4 separate regions of the Mus musculus genome follow, and all the other regions are linked to region 1. The links are chromatin contacts, found by POLR2A ChIA-PET in ENCODE. All regions are on one chromosome and are shown on one strand. The core of a region is the stretch at or near the end of the contact, and the rest is flanking DNA. Distances in the headings are between cores, read along the strand shown.

Region 1 (2,919 bases), core at 306-2,805:
GGGATTCAACGTTGGGAAGCCTAGCTCCAGAATTCATACCCATGACCTCAGTTTGCCTGTCCCTAAGGGCACCTGGTAAAGTGGCTGGGGCAAGTTCAGTACTCATCCATAACGCCTTGTGATTAGTCCACTGAACACACAGAGAAACAGGCTAAGATAGCCTACCTGTCAAAGCCAAGTCTATGTGATGTCCCCTCAGTTGGCCCTTAAAGACCTAAAGACCCATGTTCTGTGCTGCCCACAGGAACCAGCGGGATGGGCAGGTACCACGGCAAGTTCTCCTTTGACACCTTCTCCAACCAGCGTGCCTGTCTGCTGCGCAGCCCGGGAATGGAGAAAATCAATGACTTGCGCTACCCACCCTACTCCAGTCGCAACCTCAGGGTGTTGTTGGTGGCCATGGAGGAGAGGTGCTGCAGCTGCACCCTGCTGTAAGCAGGGGTTTTGGGGTACAGGAGCCTGCCTGGGGCACAGCTTCAGAGAAGTGGCCTGCCAGGGCCAAGGCCACAGAGCAGTCTGCTCAGCCCTTCTTGGTGGAGCCCTCTGCCTCCTGGGGCTCCCCTTTTTGGACCTTTGAATAAGATAGGCTGAGGGTAGGAAGGCAGGAAGGGATGCAGTGACCATAGAATCTTCGAGAAAACAGAGCACTTCTGAACTACCCACCCTCTCGTGGATAGTGTTGCAAGGGAGCAGTGATAATCGGCACAGGTCATACTCTGTGACCAGGCCTGTCTGGGTCTTCTCACTCTCAGTTTTCTATCTGCACAATGGAAATAAAACAGCCTTAACAAAACAGCCTATCGTCGTGGAAGTATTAAACTAGGAGGGCTGACTCCAAGCTACAGGTGTCTTGTCTTTTTTGGAGTGGAGGTGCTGCCTCCGTGATAAGTCCAAGACCTTTCCCCAGCTACAACTCACCCCTCACCTCACAAGTTTACTCAGCCGTAAAACATTCCACCAGTCTGAGCTCCATGCTCCAAGGGATGGCGCTTCCAGCCACTCACCTGCTAAAACTCAAAATTTTTGACATCCTGTCTCTACACATGGCCTGGTTTTTGACTAAGTCAACATGTCCTTCCTGGCCTTCCAGATTCTACACCGCCAGCTTAGACACTACTTCCTGAAGGAAGCATTTCTGATCACTCCATACAAGGCATGCAGATTGCCTCATGGTTCTCTAGTCCTAGGGGCAGACTTGACAAAAGTCCTGCTACCCGCGGCCGTTACAAGGACCAGTGGTTAAAGCGCTTGTACGCTGTCGCCATCTTTGCAGTATTCAAATGAGCCCTACCCCTCCCGCCTCCCCGGACTGTAGCAGCGTCCCAAACCGAGGTCAGGAAGTCCCGCCTTCAGGATCTCGGAAGTCAGGCGCATTAACCTCTCTGATACAACATGGCAGCTCCCTACAAAACTTCAAGCATCTGCTCCCATCAGCCAATTAGAGAAAAATATAGTCCTGGGCCCGCCTCCTACAGGACCCTAGGCCAATCAGACCAAAGAAGGAAAGGGCACTATGGAAAAAGGCGTGAGAAGCTCGCCCAATGGCAGCATCCTGAGCTTAGGCTCCGCCTTCCGGTTGAACCGCATCTGGGCCAGGGAAGGAGCCGCAGCACTTCAAGGTGGGTGGCCAGGGCAAGGCGGCGAAGACAGGGTCTGGGTGACGCAACGACAGGGTTGAACGGGGTGTCACCGCTGACCTTATGAAGTCTGGGATCTAGCGCTTCGGCTCGGGACCCGCGGCTTGTGCGTCCTTCCCGAGCTGCGGACCGGAAAGCCTGCACCCTCAGGCGCATGCGCTGCCTCGCCGGCTGCCTTCTGCGTTCATAGGGTCAGAGGTCAAGGGGAAGGTCTGAGAGAAAGTGGTAGGTTGGATCCAGGATTGCTTGGGGTCAAGAATTGGCCGACCCCTACAGGTCAAAGGTCACAAGAGGGCGCTAGAGCGTTGGTGATCTGCCAGACTCTTGGTCAAAATCCCCTTGTTTGCATACATCCCTAATTTTCGGGACCCCTCTTCCTACATTGTAATCCAGAAACTGAGGCCAGGGGACATCATTTGCCCAAGGTCACTCTGCAGGTTGGGGAGAGTTCCAGGAGCCCCTTGGGTTGAGGAGAGGAACTTGACCCTGGTAATTATTTAAATCTTTAAGGGTTTTCTGCAGGTATCTCCTGGATTCCTGTCCTGGTTCCAATGACATTGGGTAATTTGGGAGCAATCACTTAACATGACAGGATGACAGGGTCTATGACATTTGACATGAAGCCTGGCTCAGAGTTATCAGGACCCACTAGGAGGACCCACCAGAAGAACCATCCAGGCTCCTGAATACACTGGTGGTGGTCAGGGAGCCTTGGTGTGAGCGGAGGATGAGGAGTGGACATGGGGAAATGGATTAAATAGGTTGCTTAGGAACTGCAGAAATAGAAGGAACTTGGGGTGCCCAGGAACTGTGAGTCAGCAGAGTGAGGTCAGATTGAGGGTTAGGGGTGCTGGTCTTGAGTGGGATTGTGAGTGAATGGGGCGTAAGGTAGAGGTTCAGAGGAGGGCAGTTTTAGACCCTTCTCTTCCCTTCTCCATGTTCCAGATGTATCGCCTGAGCTCATCAATGCTGCCACGGGCCTTGGCCCAGGCCATGCGCACAGGTAGGGCTAGAGGCCTTTCCTGGGGGTGGGGGAGCAGAGCTTCCTGGTGTGAAATCACCTCTCTCCTTGCAGGACATCTTAATGGACAAAGCCTTCATAGCAGCGCAGTGGCGGCAACGTACAGTGAGTAGCCAATATTCTGACTTGAGCTTTTCTGACCGTCGTCACACCCAAGGCCCGGGAAATTGCTTTGCTAGGGACCCTCTGTGAGCTCTAGTTTCCACTCTGAAAATGAAGGTAGCGATCAAGAGAGACTGTGACTCAGTCACTGTAGTACCA
Region 2 (2,919 bases), core at 226-2,725, 210 kb before region 1:
GTTATGAATTGCTATGTGGGTGTGGAGAATGGAACTTACATTCTCTAAAGAAGTACAGTGCTCTTAACTGCTGAGTCATCACTCCAGGCCATACGCTATTTTTTTCGTGACTGATATTTCACTGAGAATACTGATAGGATTATGTAGTGTATTAAATTAGCTTAATTTGTGTGTGTGTGTATGCTAGAGAAAGAACCCAGGACCTCTCAAATGCTAGGCAAATGTTCCAACACTGAGCTACACTCTCAGTCCCTAGCTTAACATTTTATTTATTATTATTGTTGTTGTTATTGTTGTTATCATTAGTTTTTCAAGACAGGGTTTCTCTTGCTGTCTTGGAACTCCCTCTGTAGGCCAATCTGAACTTGAACTCAGAGATCCACCTGCCTTTGCCTCCCAAGTGCTGGGGTTAAAGGCGTGTACCACAACAACCTGGATAATATGTTATTATTTTTATCTATCTACATCTTTCATGCTCTGGTGTATACTTATCAGCCATATCGGTCAGCTTTCCTTCTGTTGTACTTTCTGCAAGATGAGTACAGCAGACTACTTAGCTCGCCTGTAAGCTCTCTGTGTTGATAGAAAACAAACCCAAGCATGTTTCCTCTTCCCTTCAGAAAGTCCCCTCTCTGAGGACTTTTTTTTTTTAAGATTTATTTATTTATTTATTATATAAGTACACTGTAGCTATCTTCAGACACACCAGAAGTGGGCATCAGATCTCATTACAGATGGTTGTGAGCCACCATGTGGTTGCTGGGATTTGAACTCATGATCTCTGGAAGAGCAGTCAGTGCCCTTAACTGCTGAGCCATCTCTCCAGCCCCTCAAGACTTTTTGCTGGAAAGTGAAGCAGTCAGAGTATGTGACTTGGGGCTCAGGGGAAAGAAAATAATCTTCCTGGTTATGATATAAGGGATGAAGACACTACAGAGAAGTATGTGTCACCACACCGGGTTTCCTTCCTTTTTTTTCTTAAGACAAGTGAATCTAGAGTCCAGAATCTAGATGTTATAACTTATGCTAAAGTATGCAAAATAAAAGGGCCAAAGGGGCCGGGCGGTGGTGGCGCACGCCTTTAATCCCAGCACTTGGGAGGCAGAGGCAGGCGGATTTCTGAGTTTGAGGCCAGCCTGGTCTACAAAGTGAGTTCCAGGACAGCCAGGGCTACACAGAGAAACCCTGCCTCTAAAAAACAAAACAAAGCAAAACAAAAAAGGCCCAAAGGGAATACACAGGTGAAGCGGTGTTTTTCGTTTTTCATTTTTCTAACTGAAGTGCCGATAATAGGGCATCTACAACTTAAATGGAGTGGCACACAGCTAGGAGAGCTGCAACCCCTATAAAGCCAACTAAGCACAACTGGCAGGGGAGGGACAACCAAAGGCCCGCCCCTAAGCAGGCTCAGGCTCCGCCCCCAGTGCCGCGTTAAAGCCGTAGCATTAGGAACCAATCACGGCTCTTTTCTTCATTCCCTCCCTTTTTTGGCTTCTGCCCTCAGTCAAAATGGCGCTTGCTCAGAAGCTGCCGAGGCGCTAGGAGTTGCCGAAACAGGTCCGGAAGCTACCGAGCGAGTCCGGAAGTTGCCGAAAGGGAGCAGCGGGGAAGGAGGATGGCGGATCTCATCGCAAGACTTCGAGAGGACGGGATCCAAAAGCGTGTGATACAGGAGGGCCGAGGAGAGTTGCCGGACTTTCAGGATGGCACTAAGGTTTGTGTCCATCCTCTCCCCACTTTCCCAGCGTCTCTTCTGAAGCGCGGTGCGCATGCGAGGCGGGAGGAGGCCGTAGGTGAGAGGTTGCGCATGCCCAGAGAGCAGCTGCCAGTCAGGCTACCTCTCACATGCCGAGCTCGACGCTGATTGGTCTGGATTTAAGTGGGAGTTAATTCAGATATGTCTACTCCGCCCCTTGGCTTTGCTTTAGGACTGCATTGGACAGGGGTGGGTGTCAGTCATCTCAAAATGGTTTGGTGTGGGTGTGACCTCAGTGCTGATACCCGTACCTGAAGGTTCAAAGCTCATGCAGTTTTGAGTAAAGGGGCCTTCTGAAACCATCTAGGACAATTCTCATTGTTTACATAGGGAAACTGAGGTCCTGGAACTAAAAAAAACACAGAGTCCCAGAGATCCAGTTTTCCAGACCAAACTCCTATGTCAGCGTTCTGATAGATGGTAGCATTGCTTTTATATCTGGGCACCAAGTTCAGGTGCCCCTCCCTAAGGCACTCCATACCTCTAGGTTCCCCTGCTTTGTTGCTGTAGATCTCTAATCACAGTTGTGGAGCTGATACCAGTGAAGCCAAAAGCAAGAATTCTGTGAATGAATGTATGCCCTCTGGCCAGTGGTGTTAAGCCAGCAGGCAGAGAGTCTAGTCTGATGTGGTGAGGGGTAAATGCTGAGAGCAGAGGGCAGGCATGTGGTGGTAGTGATCAGCTGTGCTTGAAAAGGGGATCTACAAGCTGGGCCTGGTGGCCCATGCCTACAGTCTCAGCCGCTGGTGAAGCTGGGCTACAGCATGAGTTCAAGGCCAGCTCAGGACACTCAATGAGACCCTGTCTTAAAATTAGAGAGATGGAGATAGAGAACAGGCTTTGGAAGGAGCCTGGCAAGAGGGATGCTAGATGGAAAAGCTTAGGATAAACTAATATAAGACTAATCTGTGAGCAGGGGCACGTGGTAAATAGAAGCAGGCAGGATTAAACAATCACTGGGGCTCAGGAGGGGGGACCGTCTTCTGCTGGTGAGGTGGCTTAGTGGATAGAGTGCTTGCTGCCAACCTGATGGCCTGGGTCAGATCCCCAGGACCCAGATGGTAGAAGGAGAGAAGTGACTTCTGCAGGTTGTCCTCTGACCTCATACAAGCATGATGTCACATGTGAGCCCCCAAATACAGAAATAAGTGTAACACCACCAG
Region 3 (2,919 bases), core at 296-2,795, 180 kb before region 1:
GAAGAGGCAGGAGGTGGCCTGGGCTAAGAGTTAAGGAGTAAGTGCTGTGTGGTGGGGCCACAGAGAGGAGCAAGCTCCCGTCAGATCAGCACTGTGAGCAGGTCATGGAAGGGACTCCCAGTGGCCTCCCAGCACTCCCACAGAGGGAGGAGACCAGTTTGTACAGCCAACTGGACGAAGATCTGCTACCTGGTTCCTGGAGGGTGCCCACTAAGGGACACAGGACAGGAAGCCCAGGATAGGAAGCAACTTGGGGCGCGAAGGCCAGGGAGAAGCAGGCGCTCTGCAGTGGCCAGAAAGGTCCCGGCGAGGAGGTCAAGGTGCTTCCTGTTACGTGCGGGCATTGCGTTCTGTCTCTGCCAAGCACTCTCTGACTAGTGCCCGAGCGTGGATGATGCCTGGGGTGCGGTGAGGATGGGGAAGTAATAAACAGGGCCCCAGAAACAGTCCACAGCCACCCTTCAGAGCAGACACTCCCCCACCGCTCCATGGTTCAGCAAGAGCACCTCTAATCTAATGAGGATGGATGGGATTAAGGGTTGGCTAATCCGAGTTCCCAGGCACCTTCTTGGAAACAGACTCATTTGAAAATGGAAAAGTTCATTTAAAACCCCTCCTTAGGTACACGTTCTGTTCCAATCGAGGCTGGCCCAAATGTCCTGTCCTGACTCTAGATATCCTCCATCCTTACTGAACTGTCTTAAAGTTCAGTGTCTGTGTCCTGGGCAGAGCAAGGGCAGGCCTGTGGCTTCACTTACCTCTCTTCAGGCGCTCCATGGCACTCTTGCTACCAGCATAGGTGGGCCGGATCTCTTTGCCCATCTCCTCTATGACAGACAGCAGGTCCGTGTAGGTGCTCTGAGAGCCCTGGGAACCAGGTGGCTTCATCGCCTGTGTCAAAAGAAAATACAGACGTGATCTCAGACCCCGAGGGGATCTCCTGTCCTCAGCCATAAGCAAGCTCTTGGCCACACTCACCTGTACATACCCCATGGAGGGCGGACCAAAGTCGTTAAACAGCGGTCTGAAAGGTGCGGCAGCTCCTGGCACTGAGCCCGATGGCGATGGGACACTCCCGGCTGCAACGACACCAGCAAGAGGTCAGAGTGTGACAAGGGCCTCGTCACAGATTTCCAAGCCCAGGACTGTTCCCTTGACTAACCTCCAACGGCATGCTTCTTCATTCCACTCTGAACAACTTCGGAGACACACTCCTCCCCCCTGCGCTCCACCTACAAGCTCTACGTGACCACGCCCACTTCTCAGGCCAGCAAACTGAGGCTGAGCCAGGCTCGTCTAGCAGGCCCCGGATTGCAAAACTCGAGCGGTTTCTCTCCAAGACCTCGACTGCCCGGACAAGGCGAACAAGGATGGAGTTGGAGCCTCACCTGTAGGGACCGGGGTGCCTGGCCCGGGGGTGCTGGAGCCCGGGGTACTGCTGGGGGCGGGCGCGATAGGTTTGTAGGACATCCCAACTCCTCAGTGCGGCGGCCGCCAGCCGGCCGCTCCTCTGGGGTTGGCTGTCCGGCAGCTCAGCCGCACTCTGATTGGCAAGCGAGCTGCACGCCCCTGGTAAATAGAGCTCCGGCCGGAAGGGTGGGCGGGCACGATCGGTCCTCACTCTCGATTGGCGCGCTCAGCTGTCACTCGAGCCTCCTCATTGGCTGAATCTTGCCCCCGCAGGGCGCAACCGCTGCCGATTGGCCTCCACCTTCCGGACCTCGCACCTGTCTGCCCCGGATTGGGCGGTGACAGTCGTCCTCCTCAATTGGCGAGTTCGGGGCCCGGGGCCGGCGCGCTTTCAATCCGATTAGTCCCGAGGTCCAAGAGGCGGGGCCTCGGCAGCGGGCCAGTCTGGTCCCCGCGGTTTGCTCCGGTGGTGTGTGGCGGGCCGCCGAACACACTTCGTCCTCACCGCTTCGCGACTTCCCTCCGCTCAGAACTCCCAAGGCCACGGCTCCCACAGTGTGAGCACTCCGCCCTACCCCGAGCGTTTTACGTCACCTTTCACTGGTTCCGTGTCCCCCCCCCTTCGGCTGTGCGCATGTGCGCGCCTCAGGCCTGTATTTGTTCCCATGGCAACGGTTCCCTCACCAAAGTCATTACCAAGCTCCTTCTCTGGATTGGTTTGAATCTTCGGTCTAGGCAGGTGGGTCCAAGGCAGCCAACGACGCTGCTCGACACTGAACCCTAAGTCCCCTACTCTCTCCACAGACAATGATAGAGCATCATAGATCAAGAATTGCGTTAGGTCAAGTCAGGACCCTGGTCAAGACCCTTGGCTGGAATCTCAACACCTCATTAATGGTTTCCTCCTGGACTCTTTTTGGCGGGTGGGATGAGATTGAGACAAGGTCTCAAGTAGCCCAGTCAGAACTCGAACTCTCCGGGTAGGGGAGGGTGACCTTGAATTCCTGATGCTCTTGTCTCGGAAATGCTAAAGGATTACAGTCACACGCCAGTTTCTTGCCCTAATAGGTTTCCGTTTTCTCATGAAACATGAAGACAGTAATACCTGGAAAGTAAACTTGGAAGTGGGTAGAGAAATAGAGATGAGAGCCAGCCCCATATGGGTTGAAGCATGGTTGATTATTGTTCTGACGTCATTAATGAAACTCCCACCTGGGTCTGGCCATCTAGTTCCTATTTCCTTGAAATCAATTCACTTTAAAATTAAAATAAAACTATTTTATGTATACGAGTGTTTTGTCTGCATATATGTCTGCAGAACTGCTGCTTTAGCCCTCAACTCACTTTTTAAAAAAGCGACTGCAGAGATGGCTTAGCAGGTAAGAGGACAGGCTGCTCCTCCAGAGGACCCAGGTTAGAATTCTAAGCATTTACATAAAGTGCCTCAGAACCATCTGTAACTGCATTTCCAGGGGGCCCAATATCTCTTTCTGTTCTCAGTGGGCACCT
Region 4 (2,919 bases), core at 116-2,615, 130 kb before region 1:
AAAGAAAGAAAGAAAGAAAGAAAATAAAGAAAAAGAACCAGACACCAGGGCTGGTGAGATGGCTCAGTGGGTAAGAGCACCCGACTGCTCTTCCGAAGGTCAGGAGTTCAAATCCCAGCAACCACATGGTGGCTCACAACCATCCGTAACGAGATCTGGCGCCCTCTTCTGGAGTGTCTGAAGACAGCTTCAGTGTACTTACATATAATAAATAAATCTTTAAAAAAAAAAAAAAAAAAAAGAACCAGACACCAGCTAGGACAGGCAGGCTGCGGGAGGAAAGAGTGAGACACAGGTGTAGCTACCTACAACTGCTTGAATAGTCCAAATCCCCATTACCCAGGGAGACACAGAGAAGGGAGAAGCAAGGAAGGAAGGGGAGACTGAAGAAAGAAACAGCCCTTAGCCAGCCTGAGGGAAGACATAGCTGCCCCCTCAACACCAGAGGGCATGACTGAAGAGTGTGATGTGATGTGATATGATGTTCTCTCTCTCTCTCTCTCTCTCCCTCCCTCTCAGTTGTGGGCTCACACACTTGGGTGTGTGTAACAGTGAGGTTGTGTGTGGTAGCCTTTAGGGACAGGTGTTTATTTTGTTATTATTTTTTTTATTTTTAAAAATTATGTGTCTCTGTTTGTGCAAATGAGTGCAGTCCCCAAGTAAGCCCCAAGTGTCAGATCTGGCTCCAGAGTTCAAGCCAGTTGTGAGCTACCTGGCTGAGTTCTGGGAACTGAACTTGGGTCCTGTGTAAGATCTGGAAATGCCTTGAACATCGGGGCCATCTCTCCAGCTGTTATTTTTGAAGGGCTGAAGAACTAGAGTCCATGTCAGAAAGGCGAGGAACCACCAACTAAGGTTTTTGACATACAACTGCAACTTTGTCTCTTCACTTGATTTTTCTTCGCTTTTTGAAGCTCCTCAGATCTCTGACATAAAGAACACAAAAGCGCAGTTTTCTGGCTATTCCTAGCGAAGGTCAAAGGAGCAAACGAAGCTCTTTGGGCAGGAGAAAGAAGTTGGTGAGTTAAGGATGGCCACTAACGGAATCTACTAGAGAGGTTGGTAGATGGGGATAGGCAGAAGGCTGACAGAGTTGCACATGCTGCAGAAAGCTGTCCAGCTCCAGCACAAAGTGGAAGGGAGCTGGACACACCCTTCTCGGAGCAGGACTCAAAAATGAACCCAGCACTGTGGCCGACTCGGGTCACATGCTAGTGTCTCGGGCAGGAGGCGGGAGCTGCAGAGATCCAATACCGGCTATTCTCTCCAACGTGTTGAGTCAGCATCCGGGGCGGCATCCGGGGCGGAGCGCAATGCCCCTTATAAGGCTGGCTGTCCTGGGGCCTGTGTTTGCTTCCATCCCTGAGACACCTCTCTGACTATTCAGCACTTGATCCCCACTTCTCTCTGCACAGCAGCCAGTGAGTCCACGCCCTGAAGCTTCCCCGAACTACCAGCTTGCAGCTGTCGGGGCCAGGGCTCGCTCTGGACTGAGCTCTCTGCACCGGGCATTTTGCACCAGGAGCCTGGGACGGGGTGTGGGGAACAAATCAGAAAAGGGACCCGGGAGATGGAGCGGGAAAGTGCACCACACTGAACCCTAATCATTCCCCTTCTTCTACCTAACATTCTTCTCCTGTCCCCCAGTGCCGCCGTACACCATTGTCTACTTCCCAAGTCCAGGTAGGAGCTAATGACTGCAGGAAGGGGAGGTCTGGGGTAGGGGTTGCAGCCCACCATTCCTATCTGCCATGGAGAAATTGCAATTCATCATTAATCCTCCTGGTTGCAAGGCTCTACTTCCCTCACCATGGCCAGTCAGTCCTTGTACTCGAAATTGCTTTGAGGCTGGGCCTTTACACTATCCCCCAAATCCTTACCCTGACTCCATACAGGGCGGTGTGAGGCCATGCGCATGCTGCTGGCTGACCAGGGCCAGAGCTGGAAGGAGGAGGTGGTTACCATAGATACCTGGATGCAAGGCTTGCTCAAGCCCACTTGTGTGAGTGACACCCGTAGTGGAGGGGGCAGAGGTAGGGCCTTAGGAGGGCTGTGACTGGGAGGCAGCAGCATCACCAAGGTTCTTGTTCCTCCCTCCAGCTGTATGGGCAGCTCCCCAAGTTTGAGGATGGAGACCTCACCCTTTACCAATCTAATGCCATCTTGAGACACCTTGGCCGCTCTTTGGGTAAGTCCTGAACCCAGGTGGTCCAGCTGGTGGGCAGGGTGGTGGGGGGGGTATCAGTTATTGTTTCAGGGGGTATCTGCCCAGCTGGCCACTCCCTTTTTAGTTTTGAGTTGACAGAGCAAAACAGGGACACACAGAGATTATCCTTGTTCAGGCTGCATCTGTGGTCTGCCTGCCATGGCTTCCTGTTGCCTTTCATGAGCTCAGGTCTCACATGACTACCCATATCCCCTCCCCCAAGACTGCGACCTACCAACAGCCACATACCTGAGGAAATCAGGGATCAGTCATGCTGTCTCTCCCAACCCGCAGGGCTTTATGGGAAAAACCAGAGGGAGGCCGCCCAGGTGGATATGGTGAATGATGGGGTGGAGGACCTTCGCGGCAAATATGGCACCATGATCTACAGAAACTATGTGAGCCTGAATCTGGGGGGTAGGGTAGCCCAGGAAGTAGGTAGTGGTAGGCCATGTCCCTGGGGGGGGGGGTATATCTGGAATTCATTACAGGGCAGCAGGAGTCCAGTGCCCAGGGCACTGTGACAGTGGGAGGATGGTACATCTTTGGGTGTCTCCCTGGCAGGAGAATGGTAAGAATGACTACGTGAAGGCCCTGCCTGGGCATCTGAAGCCTTTTGAGACCCTGCTGTCCCAGAACCAGGGAGGCAAAGCTTTCATCGTGGGTGACCAGGTGAGCATCTCTTGCATTGCCTTTGCCTTGTGGATAAGGAC

Evidence for each region. ChIA-PET counts read pairs that join two places held with the same protein, here RNA polymerase II (POLR2A).
Region 2: POLR2A ChIA-PET joins it to region 1 with 10 read pairs in embryonic stem cell. The contact joins the promoter of Aip here to the promoter of Ndufs8 in region 1. POLR2A ChIA-PET finds 5 or more read pairs at or near these places in 2 of 5 experiments (Patski and embryonic stem cell).
Region 3: POLR2A ChIA-PET joins it to region 1 with 15 read pairs in embryonic stem cell. The contact joins the promoter of Cdk2ap2 here to the promoter of Ndufs8 in region 1. POLR2A ChIA-PET finds 5 or more read pairs at or near these places in 3 of 5 experiments (Patski and embryonic stem cell).
Region 4: POLR2A ChIA-PET joins it to region 1 with 11 read pairs in embryonic stem cell. The contact joins the promoter of Gstp2 here to the promoter of Ndufs8 in region 1. POLR2A ChIA-PET finds 5 or more read pairs at or near these places in 3 of 5 experiments (Patski and embryonic stem cell).

Annotation. Positions count from the first base shown.
Region 1 is chr19:3,911,410-3,914,328 of GRCm38, reverse strand. It overlaps Ndufs8 (NADH:ubiquinone oxidoreductase core subunit S8), which reads left to right and starts at 1,555. Exons shown (of 7, transcript NM_001271443.1): 1 at 1,555-1,619; 2 at 2,583-2,640; 3 at 2,713-2,763. The coding sequence starts at 2,583. It overlaps Aldh3b1 (aldehyde dehydrogenase 3 family, member B1), which reads left to right. Exons shown (of 10, transcript NM_026316.3): 10 at 245-838. The coding sequence ends at 435.
Region 2 is chr19:4,120,131-4,123,049 of GRCm38, reverse strand. It overlaps Aip (aryl-hydrocarbon receptor-interacting protein), which reads left to right and starts at 1,475. Exons shown (of 6, transcript NM_001276284.1): 1 at 1,475-1,714. The coding sequence starts at 1,616.
Region 3 is chr19:4,095,977-4,098,895 of GRCm38, reverse strand. It overlaps Cdk2ap2 (CDK2-associated protein 2), which reads right to left and starts at 1,545. Exons shown (of 4, transcript NM_026373.4): 1 at 1,389-1,545; 2 at 979-1,079; 3 at 759-891; 4 at 1-398. The coding sequence starts at 1,470. The coding sequence ends at 331.
Region 4 is chr19:4,040,667-4,043,585 of GRCm38, reverse strand. Gstp2 (glutathione S-transferase, pi 2) reads left to right here and starts at 1,365. Exons shown (of 7, transcript NM_181796.2): 1 at 1,365-1,421; 2 at 1,648-1,683; 3 at 1,896-2,002; 4 at 2,101-2,188; 5 at 2,501-2,604; 6 at 2,771-2,878. The coding sequence starts at 1,421.